Regions from separate parts of the Homo sapiens genome. Here all the other regions are linked to region 1. A link is a contact called in ENCODE Hi-C or POLR2A ChIA-PET data. All regions are on one chromosome and are shown on one strand. The core of a region is the stretch at or near the end of the contact, and the rest is flanking DNA. Distances in the headings are between cores, read along the strand shown. Region 1 overlaps MAP4K3-DT (MAP4K3 divergent transcript). Region 2 overlaps DHX57 (DExH-box helicase 57). Region 3 overlaps SLC8A1 (solute carrier family 8 member A1). Region 4 has its middle 5.2 kb from the start of HNRNPLL.

Region 1 (2,985 bases), core at 481-2,980:
AAAGTGCTGTGATTACAGGCGTGAGCCACTGCACCTGGCAAAGAGCACAGGTTTTGAAGTCAAACAGACCTATCTTCAAAGTATGTTTCTGTCCTGTGCCACATCTAAACCTTAATTCCCTAAGCTGTAAAAGATGATCAAATAGGCCAGGCACGGTGGCTCACACCTGTAATCCCAGCACTGTGGGAGGCCGAGGCGGGCAGATCACCTGAGGTCAGGAGTTCCAGACCAGCCTGGCCAACATGATGAAACCCCATCTCTATTAAAAATAAGAAAATTAGCCGGGCATGGTGACATATGCCTATAATCCCAGTTACTCCAGAGGTTGAGGCAGGAGAATCACTTGAACCCAAGAAGCGGAGGTTGCAGTGAGCCGAGATCATGCCACTGCACTTCAGCCTGGGTGACAAGACTGTCTGAAAAAAAAAAGGAAAATCAGGATTTCTAAGAGATATCTCTACTCTTACGTTCATTGCAGCATTATTCATGATAGCCAAGATATGAAAACAACCTAAATGTCCATCAACAGATGAATGGATGAAGAAAATATGGTATACATATACAACAGAATATTATGCAGCCTTCAAAACAAAAGGAAATCCTGTCATTTACAACATGAATGAACCTGAAGAACATTAAGCTAAGTAAACTAAGCGAGACACAGAAAAACAAATACTGTGTTGATTTCACTTATATGTAAAAACTAAAGTAGTCAAACTTAGAACAGCAGAGAGTGGAATGTTGGTTGCCATGAGCTGGAGGGATAGAGGAATGGGGAGATATTGGAAAAGGGTTACAGAGTTTCAGTTATCCAAATGAATGAATTCTGGAGATGTATTCTACAACGATGTGACTACAATTAGCAACACTATATTATATACTTGAAATTTGCTAAGAGGGTGGATCTTAAGTGTTCTCACCACCAAAAAATAAAAAAGAAGGGAAAGAAAGGAAGGAAGAAAGAGAGAGAGAACAAAAGAAAATGGTAACTATGTGAGGTGATGGATATGTATATGATATATATGCATATTATATATATATGATTTGATATGGATATATGCATATATATGCATAATTGAAATATGTACATATTTAAAGTGTACGACATGATTTGATATGCATATATATGCATATATATCCATATATATGCATGGATATGGATATGGATATATATGCATGGATATATATGCATATCAAATCATCATGTTGTACACTTTAAATATGTACAATTTTCAATTGTCAATTATATCTCAATATGGGAAAAAGTCTTGTCATGAAGGAGATGCTTAATAAATAGTAGTTAATGTTATTATCTTTGATTGATTTGTCTTTGAATAAATTTCTGTGGCCTAAATGAGGAAGCATATTCAAGGCATATATCCAAATATTTGTAAGAGTAGAGGAATGTTCTTAATCCAAATTATATGCACCAGTATTGCTCACTTGAGTGGAAGGAAATTATAGAATGGAGTATTAACTTCCTAATGACTAGACAAAATTAGTTGAGTAAATTACCCAATCAGTTCAGGAGAAGAAAATAAAAACCTGATTCAAAGGGTTTTTTTCCCCTCTGTGGGTTCATTTTATTGCTGCAACCCTCTAATTTGTTTTAGTTATAAAGACATGGCCATTTCATTTTCAGTTTCACCCAGGAACTAGAACTATATTTTGAAATAGGGACAACTGGATTTAGAAAATCACTTTTGTACAACTAGAACTCATTTACAGCTAGTTATTCAAATATCCAGTGACAGCATAATAAAAATTTAGGGCCTTCTTTTAATTAAACACTCCAGTTTACAATTCCCTGGAAGTAGTAACACATATTTGGAAACTGCTCTCTTTCGTGTTTTTAAAATAGCATCTAACATTAAGACAGTAATTTATTAAGAAATAACTTGCTGATCTGAAAGTGTTGATGTGATTTCAAAATGTCTTTAGAATGCATCCAACTCGATGAGACTTATATGCATGGATTTGGAGAACAAGGAGCTTATCATAGGACTTTCATAGCCCTCTCAAAATGGCAAATGAAGATAAACTGCAGAAATAGGGACTGCATGTTGCAATCAAAAGGGAACCTGCCCACAGACTGAAACAAACTTGGAAAACAAATGAACGGAAGATTAAACAGTGAAGTCTAAGTACTATCACTTCTTCCCCTATGATTAAAGCCTGACAGGCACCATGAGTCAAACTGTAAATATATACTAGTTATCATAGACCTCACTGGGTTTATGCGTCAGTAAACCACAGCTGCCTCTAATTTACCATTGAAACATGTTTTAGGGAAATGAAACTAGCCACCACCTCCTTTCATGCATGTGATATACTATTCATAACCAAGCCCTAATGACAGAAGAGAGCATTCTTAAAATAGTCTAATGGCTTTTTTGTATTCAACAATACAATCCCCCTATATTTTTTATACCTAACTCACCACATATTCAAGAATTTTCCATCATGTGCTTAACTTTAAATTTTTAAATGGTTTTCTTCACCTGAGCTGGCAGCTTTACTATTGCACTAGTCCAAACATATAGATGGGAGCGTCCTTAAATATGCAGCAAGACACACGTGATATAAATAGGAGGAATCATAGTATAGGACCACCTAATAATAATAAAGCCAATGTTTACTTAGTGCTTACTATTTACCTAACATTGTGCTAAGCACTTTTGAAGAATTATTTTGTTTAATCAGCAATTCCAACAAGACAAAATTCCAGTGTCCCAGATGATAAGACTAGCGAAACTTAAAAATCCTAATGTTAAAAAATTAAACCGCTAAGTGAAAATTAGTTTTTCATGGGTGATTTCTTGGCAATTTATAAAATTTAAGTTTTCCTAAAATTAACTGTAAACTGATACATATTAATCATACATAGCAAATGTCTACAGTCAAATTTTAAGCTATTTCTCTGCTTTATTAGCCATTTATATCAGCTTTTATACGAAACTTCCTTTTCATAGGTGCAATTGAAGA
Region 2 (3,221 bases), core at 680-3,179, 660 kb after region 1:
GATGGAGTTTTGCTCTTGTTGACCAGGCTGGAGTGCAATGGTGTGATCTCGGCTCACCGCAACCTCCGCTTCCCAGGTTCAAGCAATTCTCCTGCCTCAGCCTCCCAAGTAGCTGGGATTACAGGCATGCGCCACCACACCCGGCTAATTTTGTATTTTTTTAGTAGAGATGGAGTTTCACCGTGTTGGTCAGGCTGGTCTCGAACTCCCAACCTCAGGTGATCTACCCACCTCAGCCTCCCAAAGTGCTGGGATTACAGGCATGAGCCACCATGCCCGGCCTGATTTAATACTGCATTTTTACATTTGTTCACATTTCTCTAGATGCAAATGGCGCCAGGTATGGTCCATAAGTATGTGTGTGTGAGTTTTGATTATTTTAACCTTTTATAATAGGTTTGTGTGTATTTTATGATATAAATAATAAAATAGGCTAGTATCTATATATGTCTTATGCATTCATGACATATCTCTTTCTTAATTTTTTTTCATATTTCTAGGCTATGCAGTTTGTGTGCTAGTTTTTTTCAAATTGTCACAAATCTCCAAAAATTTTCCAATATATTCATTGAAAGAAAATTGCCAATGAGTAGACCCATGCAGTGCAAACCTATGTTGTTCAAGGATCAACTGAACACTTATTATAGTTAAACACTATTACTACTACTGTACTAAACACAGAGCAATCACTACTTTACTCACTGTCTTCCCATCCCGGTAGCCTTCTTAACCTCACTTGCAGTCCCTTATCCCTAGAATGAATACTCCAAATCTTCTCTTAACTAAATCCTTTATTTTCTTCAGGTTTCTCCTCAATTTACCTCTACAGACCACCCTATCTGTTGTCTTGCCCCAATCCCCTTACTCTATCCTAATATCTAAAAATAGGCCGGGTGCTGTGGCTCACACCTGTAGTCCCAGCACTTTGGGAGGCCGAGGCAGGCGGATCACCTGAGGTCAGGAGTTCGAGACCAGCCTGGCCAACATGGAGAAACACCATCTCTACTAAAAATACAAAAATTAGCTGGGCATGGTGGCGGGTACCTGTAATCCCAGCTACACAGGAGGCTGAGGCAGGAGAATCTCTTGAACCCAGGAGGCGGAGGTTGCAGTGAGCCAAGATCGCGCCACCGCACTCCAGCCTGGGCTACAAGAGCAAGACTCCACCTCAAAAAAAAATAAAAGAATTCATTTTCATTGTAGCACTTAACACTGTCTGAAATTGGAGTTTTGCATACTTCAGTAGGATATAAGCTCCTTAAGAGTAGAGATTTCGGCCAGGCACAGTGGCTCACCACCAAGCAACAACAGCAAAACTCCGTCTCAGAAAAAAAAAAAAAAAAAAAAAGAATAGACATTTCTTGTTCACCACTGTATTTCTCAGACCCTAGAACAGTGCCTACAGCATTTAGGTACCGAGTAAATATTTGTTGCATGAATAAATGAATGTAATGATTAAATGGAATAATAGATCAAAAAATTACTTTATGTTGGTTGGGCATGGTAGCTCATGCCTGAAATGCCAGCACTTTGGGAGGCCGAGGTGGGTGGATCACCTAAAGTCAGGAGTTCGAGACCAGCCTAGCCAACATGGCAAAACCCCATCTCTACTAAAAATTAGCCAGACATGGTGATGGGCACCTGTAATCCCAGCTACTTGGGAGGCTGAGGCAGGAGAGTTGCTTGAACCCAGGATGTGGAGATTGCAGTGAACCAAGATTGCGCCACTTCACTCCAACCTGGGTAACAGAGCAAGACTCTGTCTCTAAAAAAAAAAATATATATATATATATATATTAATCTATGTGATCATAAAGAACTTAAGAGAAATGAGAATGGCTGCTCTCTTCTGCTTACACTTTAATCATTATGTGGTTTTCTTTTCTTTTTTTTGAGACAGAGTCTCTGTCACCCAGGCAATGGAGGTGCAGTGGCGCAATCTCGGCTCTGCAACTTCCGCCTCCTGGGTTCAAGCAATTGTCCTGCCTCAGCCTCCCGTGTAGCTGGGACTACAGGCATGTGCCACCACACCCAGCTAATTTTTGTATTTTTAGTAGAGACGGGGTTTCACAGTGTTGGCCAAGCTGGTATTGAATTCCTGACTCAGATGATCTGCCCGTGTTGGCCTCCCATAGTGCTGGGACTACAGGCGTGAGCCACTGCACCCGGCCCGCTGTGTGGTTGTCTAAAGAGACTTGTGAGCCATATAAAATTATTTAAATGCCTTATTTTTACTTGGCAAGTAGTGAGTGTTGGCTAATACAGTATCACTTCACTGGACTGTATATCTTGTTTCTTTTTCGTGTGTGTGTGACAGTCTTGCTCTGTCGCCCAGGCTGGAGTGCAGTGGTGGGATCTCAGCTCACTGCAACCTCTGCCTCCCAGGTTGAAGCAATTCTCCTATCTCAGCCTCCTGAGTAACTGGGACTACAGGTGTGCACCACCATGTCCCCCAGCTAATTTTTGTAATTTTTTTTTTTTTTTTGAGATGAAGTCTCACTCTGGAGTGCGATGGTGTGATCTCAGCTCACTGCAACCTCCGCCTCCCGGGTTCAAGTGATTCTCCTGCCTCAGCCTCCCGAGTAGCTGGGATTACAGGTGCACGCCACCATGCCCGGCTAATTTTTTTGTTTTTTTAGTAGAGACAGGGTTTCACTATGTTGACCAGGCTGGTCTGGAACTCCTGACCTCAGGTGATCCGCCCGCTTTGGCCTCCCAAAGTGCTGGGATTACAGGCGTGAGCCACCATGCCCAGCCTATGTCATTTCATTCCAAAGGAGAAGACTATTACTGAAAAAAATCAAGCATAGCAAAAAAATCAGAAATGAAGAAGAAATGTTAGAAAATTACCTAAATTTTGTAATCCCAGCTAGTCGGGAGGCTGAGGCAGGAGAATCGCTTGAACCCAGGAGGCAGAGGTTGCAGCAAGCCAAAATCCCTCCATTGCACTCCAGCCTGGCAGCCTGGGGGACAAGAGCGAGACTTCGTCTCAAAAAAAAAAAAAAAAGAAATAAAGAAAGAAAATTACCTAAATTTAAAGCAGAGTTGATATAGTGACTAGGAAGTCAGTGACATATGTGACATATCTGTGAACATTAAAGATATCCCAGACAGATGAGGCACATAAAAATATAGACAAAAATTTTTTCAATCCATATATAATAGTATGTTTCATCGTTGTTTAATGTTGTGGCTTTTTTTTTCCTTTGTATTTTTCTTTT
Region 3 (3,385 bases), core at 546-3,045, 790 kb before region 1:
AACAAAAAGGAAAACATTTAATGTTTTTGGATTTTATTTTATTTTAACAGAGTGGACTAGTTGTTCTCTTATCCTGTTACAACCTCAATAGCTTCTAAATCGTCTTGGAATCTAGTAGAATAGTTAATTAAGTAAAATTTGTGGCTTGATAAAGAATAAATGCTTTTTTGAGAATAAGTTGTGGTGAACTAATAAAAATCATGTCTTTTCAGGAAGAACCTTTAATAAGTCAGGATCATTTGGGCATTAGCACAGGCCATCACTATACAGACGAATAAATGATAAGGCTAACCCCAGGGTCTTCAAGATTCACTGGGAGTCCGGGGTATGGGATGGGAAGAATGTCTGCATCTGATTGGGTTTATAGTGGTTCAGAGTTCAACTTCTCCTTGCAGCCAGCATTTGGATACTTTTAATAGCTGTTCTCTGTTACTGGGCAGGACTGGACACAGAGAAAATGATGACACTCTTTAAAATTCCTGGCAATTATTTCCTGCAAGAATGAGATTCCTCCCCGGCCCCAAAAGCTACGTCATGTTTTTATTTCGGTACTAAACGGAGCAAAGGAGCGTGCAAAAATGAAACTGATGCATCTCACTTAGCATTGCAGTTAACGGAAAGGAAATCTCTTGAGAGCAAGGTCTATTTTTTATTTTTAATCTTGGGTAATAATAAAGTTGGCAGTCTGTATATGCCTGAGTGCGTAAACAAATGTACATAGGCAAACTTTCAAACTAGACATCCTTTGTATCAGTAAGATGGATGCTCAATGTCTTGGGTAATACAGAGATACAGAAGAGACAGTCTTTACCCTTGCTGAGTGTGAAAAGATCCTTCGTTTAGTAACTGTAACAACCATTCTTTTTATTGTGTTTTGTGTCTGGGGTGAGCAAGCTGAATTCTGGATTTTATTCCAGATCAGAAATTACTCCTTATTACTAATCCAGTCTTAAGGATTTACAGAATGTTTTTCTTTCAGATTTAGTTAAATTTCCCAGCATGCCTCTGAATGAGGTAAGAAACATACATGTCCTAGAAGAAAAAAAAAGTCAGAAAAAGTGGCATTTTACTGTATTTCATTATTTTGTTATTAGAAGGAGAGGACACAATTTGATACACCAGCATCAGTCATTAAAGGTACGCTCTTGTGTGGGGGAGCTGTGCTGAAGGGATAGAAGCCAGTAGCTAATCCACTGTTATACTTTTCTAGAAGAATAAACAGACTCCTGTGAACTACCAACTTTGAGTATTAGATTAGGATAAATCCAGGAGGGCTTTATTCCACCCAAAATTCAAGTGAAGACAGAGTCTTCAAAAAGCCCCAGGATGAAGAATCACTTCCTGAGAATCAGGGAACATTTACCTTTATTAACCATCATTAGCTGATTCCGGCTTACAGAAATTCCCCTGAGAATGGGTGTTGAAGTAATCACTGCTCTCTGCTCTACTTCCTTAAAAAGAAATCAGTTTTAAATGATGGGTCTTCACTCTTTCCAGACATTCCCAGCTCCACAGACTTAACAGCTTTTCTTTGTAAGTTGCCTGAAGGGAGCAGGGCTTGAAATCAAACTCATTCTCCATTAGACTTGCCAAGGCCCCAGGCAGTGCTGGGGAAAGGTAGCTCCCTTTGCAGCATAACTTTCACGAGTGCAAGTTGGGACTCAAGTCCTGAGACAGCTCACAAGCCCTGGCTGATTTAACTTGCCACTTTGTAGCTATTCTTGGCACATAGCCTGCATAGAGTTGGCCTATGAGACTTTTCTCTGTTTATAGCACCTTTCAACTCAGGCACTGAGAATGCTGACCAACAGTGTTGCTTTTTTTGTTCTTATTGCCCTTTCCAGAAACTATGTAAAATGGAAAACAGTTCCCATTTCTCTCATTCCAGCTGTGCCATCTGAGAGCACATTTCTCAGAGCACCCCCCCAACCCTTTTTTTTTAAATACATGACCACAAAAATGTCTCAGGAATGAAATTCTTTGAAAAGCTAAGACTTTCTTCTGCCCCATCCCTGGTAAACTCCGTTTGTTAATAAGTGCTACCATGGGTGCTTTGGTGAAGTATGTTTCACAGGTGACTCTTGTGAAATCTTACTGTCATTCATTGGCTCATTCCATCAAAACTAAGCAGGCAAGTTATAAGTGCAAGACAAATGGGAGGTACAAAGATGTATCAGCCTGCTTCTAGTAGGCTACAGTCCACCAGGAAAGATAAGCAATAAAAATTCATTCTATTCATGCTAACAGAAGTACAGACAACGTGCTGAGTTACTGTATAAAGAGATTGATTAATTCTATTTGAGAGAACTGAAGTCATGTTTTACCCACCTCTGCTTTTGCACAAAACATTCTTCCTGCCTAGAGCACCTTTGCCTGGCTATTGTTACAGGGTCTTCAAAGACTCCATTCAGATGTCACCTCTTCTTAGGAGCCTTTCTTGAAACTTTTGGTCTGGATTCATTGTCTCTTTTTACTTCATTTCTGTATTTATATCTGTGACATCATATATTAATTATTGATGTGTGACCTCTTTGCTGAAGTGTAAGACCCCAGAAGGCAGGGATTCAATCTTTTATTTCAGCATTCCCAGTGCCTGAATGTCACTCTGCTTTCAAAGAAAATGATTAATAAATGAATTAGTTAATTTAGCATGATGGTATTGCAATTTGTGTGCTTATCAGAGTTTTATGATTGAAGGCAAATGTGATATTTGTATATTTTGACCACCAGTGTTTTACATCAAGAAAGAATAGTTATCCAAAAATGGAATAGATATTTCCATGTACTCATGTGAAAAATTATCTGTGGGGCTTTTCAGAAAATGGGTTTTTGTTACTTTTCCATTAGGACAGATGTTTTATCCTGTGACAGAATGGTAAAATTAAATTTCAGGACTTTTAAGGAAGAGAAAACAACCTTTTTTTTTTTTTTTTTTTTTTAGTGTTTATTTCCTCAGGTTTTATCATTAGATTCTTTTATAATGGCAGACATTCATATTTTAGAGTCATATTTTAGTCAGGTTTACACTATCAATATTCATGTCTGTTTTTGCAATCCAGAGATAATCTTTAAAAGCAGAAATCTATCTAAAAGGCTAGGGTTTAAAGTTCTTTTCATTTTCACTAACTCCTTAATATGGTATTCAGTGTACTCCATAGCTTGCAATTTACAAATGCTGTATCTACATGGTCTGCCAATACAGATGCAATTGTATATTAATCAGAATTTTTAAAATCAGAATGGAAAAGAGGCAGGGAACAATTTTTAAAAGTTTAATAGATAAAGAAACAAAGAAAATGTAGGAGAGCTGAAGACTAAATAACAAATGCATACAATAGGAGATTGGTGAGCTACAGATTTTTAGTGAACTGTGCATGTTGGGGGC
Region 4 (3,260 bases), core at 581-3,080, 880 kb after region 1:
CTCTTTCTCCCTCTTTTTTTTTTTTTTTGAGACAGAGTCTCACTTTATCACCCAAGCTGTAGTGCAATGGTGTGATCCCGGCTTACTGCAACCTCTGCCTCCCAGGTTCAAGCGATTCTCCTGCCTCAGTCTCCTGAGTAGCTGGGATTACAGGTGCAGGCCACCATGCCCAGCTACTTTTGTATTTTTAGTAGAGATGTGGTTTCACCATGTTAGCCAGGCTGGTCTTGAACTCCCGACCTCATGTGATCTGTCTGCCTTGGCCTCCCAAAATGCTGGGATTACTGGCAGGAGGCACCATGCCTGACCCCATGCTATTCTTATGATACTGAATAAGTCTCATGAGATCTGATGGGTTTATAAGGGGTTTCCACTTTTGCTTCTTCCTCATTTTCTCTTGCTGCCACCATGTAAGAAGTGCCTTTCACCTCCCACCATGATTCTGAGGCCTCACCAGCCATGTGGAACTGTAAGTCCAATTAAACCTCTTTTTCTTCTCAGTCTTGGGTATGTCTTTATTAGCAGTGTGAAAATGGACTAATACAGTGACATTAATTTTCTGGATTTAGGGGTGAGGGTGAGGAAAGTACTGTAATAGTTTTGGAAAGTAAATAGCAACAAGGGAAACAATGATACAATTCTGTTTAAAATATGTCCTATTGATTCAAATGTTCCCTAACATATTCAGAATGTAAAGACATCGCCTGCTTCAGAAAGCTGAAGATAGGGAGGGTGAAAAAACTGAGGTCTAACAAACCTACTGCATGTGTGATCTTTAGCATCCGTTGTCCTTTTTGTAGTAGTCTCAGTATCAAAGATCAGGAAAGGATGAGTGAATTAGTAAACTTGCTTACAAAGGAAACTTCTTTGATGGGGTGAGATGCACCCTTCCCAAGGTATTTTTAATTTGCTCAAATTAAAAGAGACAGAAAAGAAGAGCTGGGAGCTTAAAATTGAATTATTTTTCTTTAGGAGAAACAAAACAATAGAATATTCTGTGAAATAATTGGGAATGATCAAGAGCACTTAATATCTTTTTGTTGTTAAGTATGAGCAATTATTTGTTAATTTTATCCATATTTTCATATGCAAGGTGAATTTCATTTGGCAAATTCTATTCACTCTCAACTGTGGACAGAAATGCTATCATTTCGTTCTTTATTAAATTATAATGTATTAAAATTATTTTTTAAATGTCTAAAGCAATATCAAGTCACACAAGTCAGAGGGAAAAGTGAAAATAATTTAAATATTATTTCTAAGACTGAGGTCAAATGGCTGTAACCAATAACAAGAACCTGAATTGGCTGGGCGCGGTGGCTCACGCCTGTAATCCCAGCACTTTGGGAGGCTGAGGCGGGCAGATCACGAAGTCAGGAGATCGAGACCATCCTGGCTGACACGGTGAAACCCCGTCTCTACTAAAAATACAAAAAGTTAGCCAGGCTTGGTGGCGGGCACCTGTAGTCCCAGCTACTCGGGAGGCTGAGGCAGGAGAATGGCGTGAACCCGGGAGGCGGAGCTTGCAGTGAGCCAAGATGGCGCCACTGGACTCCAGCCTGAGCGACAGAGCGAGACTCTGTCTCAAAAAACAAAAAAAACCTGAATTTTACCTCTCATTATCGGGTATATGAGTGAGTACTTCTAAGGTTAATCTTTTATTTTTGCAGATTTATCATAATTTTTTTTTAAAGAGGTCAAACACTGTGGCAGCTGGATTCCCAGAGCAGCTGTGCATGACAGCTGATAGAGTAGACCACTGTGGTTACACTCGACTACATCTTGAGCTAATAGTGCTTGAGGCATTTCCTGCAGAGTGCATCCTCCTGGAACTGCGGCTTCTTTTGACCATTACTAAGCAAATATAGGTTGAATTAAAGGGGCTAGTTTCAGCAACAGTGCCACAGTACTCTTTCTCAGTGATCTCTGTCAAACAAGTGGCATCGTCAGAAATAGTGCACTCTGGATTTAACAAAACTTCATAGAAACTAACTGATTTGTCTCTGAATAGCTGGATTTCATGTTAAGTATGTTGTCTTAATCATAACACACCTCTATGGCTCTAATCCTTTGGAAGTGTGACTCACAATAAGATGTGCATGAAGGTTTTACTGGACTTTAACAGGAGTTGAGGCAGGAAACAAAAGTTTTGCATATTCAATGAAATGGCAGCAATATTGGAAATTGAGTTTGGGTATGAAAAACTTGTAATTTGCATCTTTAGTTATTCAAATAATGCATCCATCAGAAAATGGTGACACTTTTCACATAATTTCTGGGCTTTTTCTACAGAAATTAAGTTGAAGGCTAGGCACAGTGGCTCATGCCTGTAATCCCAGCACTTTGGGAGGCTGAGGTGGGTGCATTGCATGAGGCCAGGAGTTCACAACCAGTCTGGCCGACATGGTGAAACCCCATCTCTACTAAAAGTACAAAAATTAACCAGACATGGTGGCACAAGCCTGTAATCCTAGCTACTTGGGAGCCTGAGGCACAAGAATCAGGAGGCGGAGGTTGCAGTGAGCCTAGATCATGCCACTGCACTCCAGCCTGGGTGACAGAGCAAGACCCTGTCTAAAAAAATAAAAATAAAAAAAGTAAAAAATTAACACTAAAACAGTGCATTATATTTGTAATTTCCTGTGGAAGTAAATTGAATTTCCTTATACAAATGCAAATGATGAAAACTATAACGTATTCAATCCTTCCCAGGATTATAGCTACATAAACCCAGGTATAAATTAGTGAATGAAGCTGAGTTCAGTGGCTCATGCCTGTGATCCCAATGCTTTGGGAAGCTAAGGCAGGAGGATCTTTTGAGCCCAGGAGTTTGAGACCAGCCTGGGCAATATGGTGAGACTCCCGTCTCTACCAACAACAACAACAAAAAATAGCTGGGTGTGGTGGTATGTGCCTGTGGTCCCAGCTACTTGGGAGGCTGGGGTTGGGAGGATTGCTTGAGCCCAGGAGGTAGATGCTACAGTGAGCTATGATTGCGCTACTGCACTCCACAGCCTGGGCAGCAGAGTGAGATCCTGTCTCAAATAAAGAAATAAATAAAAAGGAGAAATCAGTGAATGAATTAGCATCATTATATAATAAGTGACTATAAATTAGATCTGTATGTCCATGGTAATAAATAACACAATAATTAAATCATCAGTCTTCTGATGACGAGTACTGGCTCTGGAACCCGATTGCTTGGGTTCCAGTCCTGGCTTTTCAATTTATTAACTGCAGCTCTAGGGCAGGTTTCCTTT

The links. Hi-C counts contacts between places; a loop is a spot of excess contacts on that map. ChIA-PET counts read pairs that join two places held with the same protein, here RNA polymerase II (POLR2A). Pooled maps may share reads with other maps.
Region 2: a map with no recorded cell type shows a loop between it and region 1 (2.7-fold over the local background). The contact joins two enhancer-like sites. A Hi-C loop is called at or near these places in 2 of 37 single-sample maps with no recorded cell type and 1 of 50 pooled maps. POLR2A ChIA-PET finds 5 or more read pairs at or near these places in 1 of 52 experiments (activated naive CD4-positive, alpha-beta T cell).
Region 3: a loop to region 1 is called in a map with no recorded cell type, with 7 times the contacts of the local background. The contact joins two enhancer-like sites. A Hi-C loop is called at or near these places in 1 of 37 single-sample maps with no recorded cell type and 2 of 50 pooled maps. POLR2A ChIA-PET finds 5 or more read pairs at or near these places in 1 of 52 experiments (GM12878).
Region 4: a loop to region 1 is called in a map with no recorded cell type, with 19 times the contacts of the local background. The contact joins two enhancer-like sites. A Hi-C loop is called at or near these places in 5 of 37 single-sample maps with no recorded cell type and 4 of 50 pooled maps.

What each region holds. Positions count from the first base shown.
Region 1 is chr2:39,491,541-39,494,525 of GRCh38, reverse strand. All of the region lies in intron 3 of MAP4K3-DT (MAP4K3 divergent transcript), which reads right to left. Among named protein-coding and RNA genes, the nearest start is that of MAP4K3-DT, 56 kb to the right of the region's middle. Within about 2 kb of position 1,730, at least 6 of the 41 ENCODE cell types and tissues checked have a DNase peak (open chromatin) inside an H3K27ac peak, as active enhancers do.
Region 2 is chr2:38,831,109-38,834,329 of GRCh38, reverse strand. The region is part of intron 13 of DHX57 (DExH-box helicase 57); the gene reads left to right. Among named protein-coding and RNA genes, the nearest start is that of DHX57, 43 kb to the left of the region's middle. Within about 2 kb of position 1,929, at least 3 of the 41 ENCODE cell types and tissues checked have a DNase peak (open chromatin) inside an H3K27ac peak, as active enhancers do.
Region 3 is chr2:40,279,806-40,283,190 of GRCh38, reverse strand. All of the region lies in intron 2 of SLC8A1 (solute carrier family 8 member A1), which reads left to right. Among named protein-coding and RNA genes, the nearest start is that of SLC8A1, 170 kb to the left of the region's middle. Within about 2 kb of position 1,795, at least 11 of the 41 ENCODE cell types and tissues checked have a DNase peak (open chromatin) inside an H3K27ac peak, as active enhancers do.
Region 4 is chr2:38,606,466-38,609,725 of GRCh38, reverse strand. No RefSeq gene overlaps it. Among named protein-coding and RNA genes, the nearest start is that of HNRNPLL, 5.2 kb to the right of the region's middle. Within about 2 kb of position 1,830, at least 2 of the 41 ENCODE cell types and tissues checked have a DNase peak (open chromatin) inside an H3K27ac peak, as active enhancers do.